Linked DNA regions of Homo sapiens: region 2 is linked to region 1. Evidence: chromatin loops called from intact Hi-C (ENCODE). Cell type or tissue: right lobe of liver. All regions are shown on one strand. Links, peaks and the distances in the headings refer to the core of each region. The heading gives the core; the rest is flanking DNA. Region 1 has its middle 140 kb from the start of MAFB. Region 2 has its middle 19 kb from the start of MAFB.

Region 1 (2,912 bases), core at 94-2,593:
CTCTTTCCTAACCTAACTCTCATTCACATATACCAAGCCACAAAGACCCTCACTGGGATCCATAAACTCACCTGACTGTTTCTTGCTTTCAGGACCTTAGTGCTCAGGAGGGCCCTCTATGTGTCCCACTAGTCCCCAGTCCTGAAAACCTTCTCATTCTCCAGGGTTCTGGCTGATGCCATCTCCTAAAACAGCCCTTCCCTCTCCTCACCCACGAAGGATAACCTCACCCTGGTACCTTTATTCACTGCTTCCCTTCTGTTTGCTTCTTAGCAAGCCTCAATGTGCAATGGGAATTATAACTCTTTATTTATTGGGGTATCTCTTTGTATATTTGTGAGAGCTTTCTCCTGCCACTTTAGACTATAGGTTCCTTCCAACCAGATTCTGTCTTAATCACCACGGTAATCCCAGCACCCCACTCCATGACTGTCAAATGGTGGGTGCTCAGAAAATGTATGTTAAATTGGTACATTGCCTTAATTCATTCTCGTTACAACCCTGGGAGAAAGGAATTGTTAAGCCCATTTTACAGATGAGGAAACAGTTTCAAAGAGGGAAGTCCCATGCTCAAGGTCAAACAGTCAGGCATTGAACCTAGGTCTGTGGACTCCAAAGGTCTTAACCCACTCTGTGTCCATTGGGGGACAAACAAAGGAGCAGGGCTATTGAGGAAAAATGGTATGGATGAGATACTGGAGAACAGAAATGAGGCAAGCAAGCAGCAAGGAGGCAGGCAGAAAGGTCAGCTGGCATAAGGACTTGGGCACCCTCCAGACACCCCAGTGCCCTGAGGGGACAAAGAAACAAATGAGGGTGTTCACCCAGCTCCACATGGAGTCCAGGCAGCTGCTGCCTGAAGCACTGTGGGGTTGCCGCAATTCCACCTTTAGGTGTGAAGGCTTTTGCTTTTCCACCCCCATCCCCTCCATCAGACTTTCCTCTTCTGGTGTCTCATTGGTCTGGACAGTAGGTGGAGCAGACCATGGACATTGGGAAGGGGCAGGGTTCAGGGCAAAGGCAGGGCATAAATGGGGGAAAGGAGAAGAGCTGAACCAGACTGGGAACAGGGACACAAGAGGACACCACTGCCAGCTACATCTGCTTCCAAGAGCTGAGATTCCACAGCCAAAGGTCTTAAACTCCATGATATGAATTTCCCTTCCTGTTGTGCAATGACCACCCTGGCATTGCACCAGAGGGCTGCGGTCCAGGGGTCAGGCCCCTTTAGGACTGTACCCTGGCCTCATGCTCATGGCCATGTGTTCTCTGGGCAGCAGTGCTGAGCCTGGAAGGAGGGAACCTCCTACTGGAGACACCTGTAGGGCACTAAGGAGAAAGGGAGAGAAGGAGGTATGGCCTCAGCTTCTGCCTCCACAGCCCAAGCGTCAGCCCGCAAAGAAGCAGGAATGGGGTACAAGGCTGTGAGCTTCAGGGCAAAGAAGGCCTCCCACAGGGTGCTGCTCAGAGACAGAGGTGGACATCTGCAGAAGATATGCACAAATAATCGCCCAGCACCTCAGAAGGTAGATACTCCCAGGAGGCAATGCGCCTCTCCCCAAAAGTGGCATAGAAACCTCTTTCTCCTTCTATATCCCAACTCAAAAGCTCACTAACAAGGGCTAAGGGCCTCTAGCTTAAAGGCAAAGAGGACATTTGAAAAGACTTTGCTCCTCGTGTGTGTGTGTGTGTGTGTGTGTGTGTGTGTGTGTGTGTACATGTCAAGGTGTACCTGTGTGTTTGTGCATATTCAAAAAAATGGGAGGAGGAAGAAGTAGAGGGTGGATGACAGAAAAAAAGTGTGTAACCCAGTTAATGTAGGTCTAGAATCCAACAGTGGTCAGTAAGGGGAAAAGACCAGTCCAAATCATTAATCAATCCACCAATAGTTATTTAACTTTATTACACGCCAAGCACTACTTTGAACACTTGGGACACAAGAGAAAATGGCACAAACATTAAGCCCTGATTTCATGAAGCTTATGATGTAGTGAGAAATACAGCCAATACATTTATATACTGTTGAGTATAATAAGACAGATAAAAATAAGGGATGGAGCACTGTGGGAATAAACACCAGAGGACTCTAGGAAGGGAGGCCTCCCAGAGGAAGCAATATTTAAGAGAACAACTGAAGGGTGCGTAGAAATTAGCTAGGTAAAGTGGCAGGAATGCAGGACAGAAGGGCCAAAGTCTTTCTGATGTAGAGCAAAGAGCAAGACAGAACATGAGACAGACTGAGATAGAGCCAAGACAAATTAGAAAGAATCTCAAAGAAATAAAAGTAGTAATAATTACTTTAAAGCACACACTCAAACTAGTTTAACAAAATGTTGTTTTAATTATATCTACCTTAATGAACAGATAAAAACAGTTTGTAATTAGTTCTGTAATTGGTTATGTGAAAAGAGATGCATCTTCAAGTTCTAAAGCATATGTCCCGTAGACAATTTATGAGAAAAAAAAGATGCTTCTTCAAGTACTAAAGTATGTTGCCCTAAAGAGCTGTCACATTCCAGTGTCTTGTAGACATATTTTTTTCATGGGTTCTGCAAAAGTAGACTGTATCTTAGTCATGCCTGGATCAGAAACAAAAAGAATTAAAAAGAGCTTTTACTCTAGATGTAAGTGACTCTACATAGAGCTGAACAGACTGACAGATCTGGGTTCAAATCCCACTTCTGTCACTCACAAGTTCTGTGACCTTGGGCAATTTCCTGAACCTCTCTAAGGCTCGATCTTTAAAATGGGGATGAAGATAATGCTATTGCATAAAGTTGTTATGAAAACTAAGCAAGGCCACACACACAAAGCACACAGCAGAGTGCACAGCATCTATTTGCATTTAATAAACATCAACTGTTATGTGGACCCATGCATGTTATGTTAATTGGCTACTGTTGGCATGACAA
Region 2 (2,912 bases), core at 229-2,728, 120 kb after region 1:
TTTAACTTCTATTTTTACATCTTCTGTCATTGATTCATTTGATGTTTAAATGAGATGTGTGTGAGAAGTAGGCACTGCATGAGGCTTGGGCCAGGAGGAGACAGCAGTAAACCAGACCTACAATGTCCATGCTGCCACAGAGACAGGACCAGCTTCACCGGCATGCGACCTGCATAGTCACACAGGACTCTGCAGTTAGAAAGGGCAATGCCTGGTTTAATGTTCTGCTTTGGCCATCTTGAATGTCTTAATACTTTTTAAACAAAATTTTATTTTATTTCCATTTTGCACTGGGCCCTGCACATTATGTAAGTGGTGGTGTTAGGAGTTAAGAGGTCATAAATCCAAATTAACAGTGCCCAGCAGATGAATATATCTACAAGGGAATCAGAGCAAATCTTGGAAACATGGGGGTTTAACCATGGTGGAGGTGGGGAGTAGCTGACCCAATCTAAAGCTTTAGTCCTTGCCTTCCTAAGGGAATAACATTTTGGCAGTAGCCTGAAAGGCAAGTAGAAATGGGTAAAGAGGTGGAAATGAAGTTTCTTAACTATAAAATGGAAACAGCGATCTCCTGACCCCACAGGACCAGCCATGACAAAATTTTACTCAATTCATTCCATTCATTCATTCCAGCAACATACAGCACCCACTCTGCTGCAAGTGCTGACCAGGCACCCCATACATCCCTGTCCTGTGAAACGTGTGTTCTAGCAGATAATTATTTATCTATTCCTGGGATTTGTGCAGGAAAGAGGTGTACAGGGTGCTAACGGAGCACGTGATGGGGGCTGGACTGGGTTGGGGGCACAGTTCTCAGCCCCGCCCAGGGCTGGGCACAGAGGAGGCTCTAGGAGATTGCAGGCTGGCAGAGCCTGGCTCTGCAGAGCAGTCAGCTGTGGACACAGGCCCAGGAGGGAGCTATGGGCCCTGCTGATTTGAGGAGGCACCATGCCAGCAGCAGCCTGGCTGTGTCCTGGTCCCAGAGGCAGTGAGTAGACCTTAGGAGGAGCTGGCCCAGGGCAGGAGAGGGTAAAAGAGAAATAAAAAGTTTAATTAAAGAGAGGCAGCTTTTGGAGGGAGGGAATAAAGCAGGCTAGCCTTACTGACTAGCTGCTGTGTCCCTGCTACTTCATCGCATCTGTCAGATCACCTTCATGGCCCTCTACAGCATGTGCCTCTATGTTACAGTACAGGAAACTAAGTCTCAGACAGGCTAAGCAACCTCCCAAGTTCATGTATGATGTTGGAACCAGTATCTAGTCTTCTGATTCCCAGAGTAAATTCTGCTGCTTCTACCCATGTCCCCTCTGAACAAAAATCTGCCCAGGTATTTGACGAGCCGCCAGAGAAATTTCTTTCCAGCCCAGAACCAGCAATACTTACATCTCTCCTGAGCAGTGGGTTTGCTTTTCCTTGAGAAACACCATGGGTCTCACAGTTGATCTTTTTTCCCTCTTCCCATTGGCCACTAGGAGGCCCAGCATCAACTCTTGGCCCATCTCAACACAGCTTTTATGTCATCATGTCACTTCTAGTTCAATCTGGACTCATCTACCTTGCTTTTATTTTCTGCCTTTTGTTTTTGTTTTCTGTTTGGGGGGTCTTTTTAAACTAATTTTTAATGTGCTTTGGCTCACTCTATTATACAGTTTCATTAAGCCATCTCCAACCTCTTCTGCATTCTCTACATGCCTGCTTTGCCCCTCCTTCTCTGCAGAGAGCCTTTCTGTGGCTCCTTATGCACAAGGCCTGGGTGAGGCTTCCTGGCTTCCTGTTCTCACCCTTTCCCATTCAAGCTCCCACCACACTCTGACCAGTACCCAGAATTCAAACACCAATTTCCAAGGAAAGATGAGGCTTTTGGCCCAACTTGCTCCAAACAACTGTGGCCATGGGCTGGGTCACACAGCAGAAATATGGCAGCAGCATTCCATCCCTGCAGGGTGATAACCAGGCTCCTTACCCTGGCTCTCAAGGTCCCTTAGGACCTGTGTGCAGCCTCTGCTTCCCAGTTCCAGTTATCCAGCACCTCACTCCCCAGCCACATGGGGCCTACTTGCTGTTCTGGAAACTCCCTCCATTGCCACCTGTGAGCTTTCACCCAGGCTAATTCCTCCACTGAGAGCCCTGTCCCCCAGCTCCATCTGTCTAAGTTGATGACAAACCCAAAGGCTGCCTCCTCTCCTAAGCCTGCTCCATCCTCCCCACCAGCTCTTATCCTCCTCTTGGCTCCCACTCCATGTCCTTTATCCACCTTCCTGACCCTGCACCCTGAGTTTCCATAAGGCTCAAACATCCCTCACAAGATGCCAGACTCCAGGAAGACAGAGACTCTGGAGCCATCACCACATGCCTTGTGGTGAGACAGATCTCAGTTCAAATCCTAGCTCAGCCACTTAGCAGGAGGACTTGGCAAACCTCCCAGGCTCTGGAAGCCCCCACTCACAGTCACATGGAGTTATGGTTGGGTTGTACGAGAATCAGCAAAGTCAGGAGTGCAGAAGGGCTGAGCGTGGAGCAGGCGCCGAGTGTTTGATGAGTGAATGAGTGGATTTGTGCCAGAAGCTGAGCGTGTTCTTAGTAACTTACATATACACTTCACTCTCAAACTCTTGGGCAGTGGCCCATATACCTGTCCATGACCTTCTTGGATCCCAGGGACACCAGGAAGGGCATGGTGAGCACACACCCTGGAGAGAGGGATAGGCCTCAACAGACCTTGGGCTCAGGCCTGGCCCATCCTCAATCTCACCCTCAGAGGAACCCACACTTGTCCCTGCTTTTAGGGGAGCATGTCTTAGCCCCCTTGTCCCCTTCAAGCTTCTCACCATCTCCTGTCCCATGGAACTCCCCTAGGATGGGAAGGATGTTAGGAGGGGAAGGTAGAGAGCGGGCTGTATTTGCTGATG

The links. A loop is a pair of places that touch in the nucleus more often than their neighbours do. Peaks named below come from ENCODE experiments on the same cell type or tissue, not always from the same donor. Only the 100,000 strongest peaks of a DNase experiment are listed, where the experiment ranks them.
Region 2: it touches region 1 in a loop (4-fold over the local background); 2 of 110 quality-filtered maps call a loop at or near these places.

Annotation. Positions count from the first base shown.
Region 1 is chr20:40,550,209-40,553,120 of GRCh38, forward strand. No RefSeq gene overlaps it. Among named protein-coding and RNA genes, the nearest start is that of MAFB, 140 kb to the right of the region's middle. In right lobe of liver, for the core only: no CTCF peak of the experiment used is centred there; a DNase peak (open chromatin) is centred at 1,103; H3K4me3 peaks cover 230 bases; H3K27ac peaks cover 1,863 bases.
Region 2 is chr20:40,668,982-40,671,893 of GRCh38, forward strand. No RefSeq gene overlaps it. Among named protein-coding and RNA genes, the nearest start is that of MAFB, 19 kb to the right of the region's middle. In right lobe of liver, for the core only: a CTCF peak has its summit at 1,446 (motif pointing right); a DNase peak (open chromatin) is centred at 940; H3K27ac peaks cover 1,059 bases.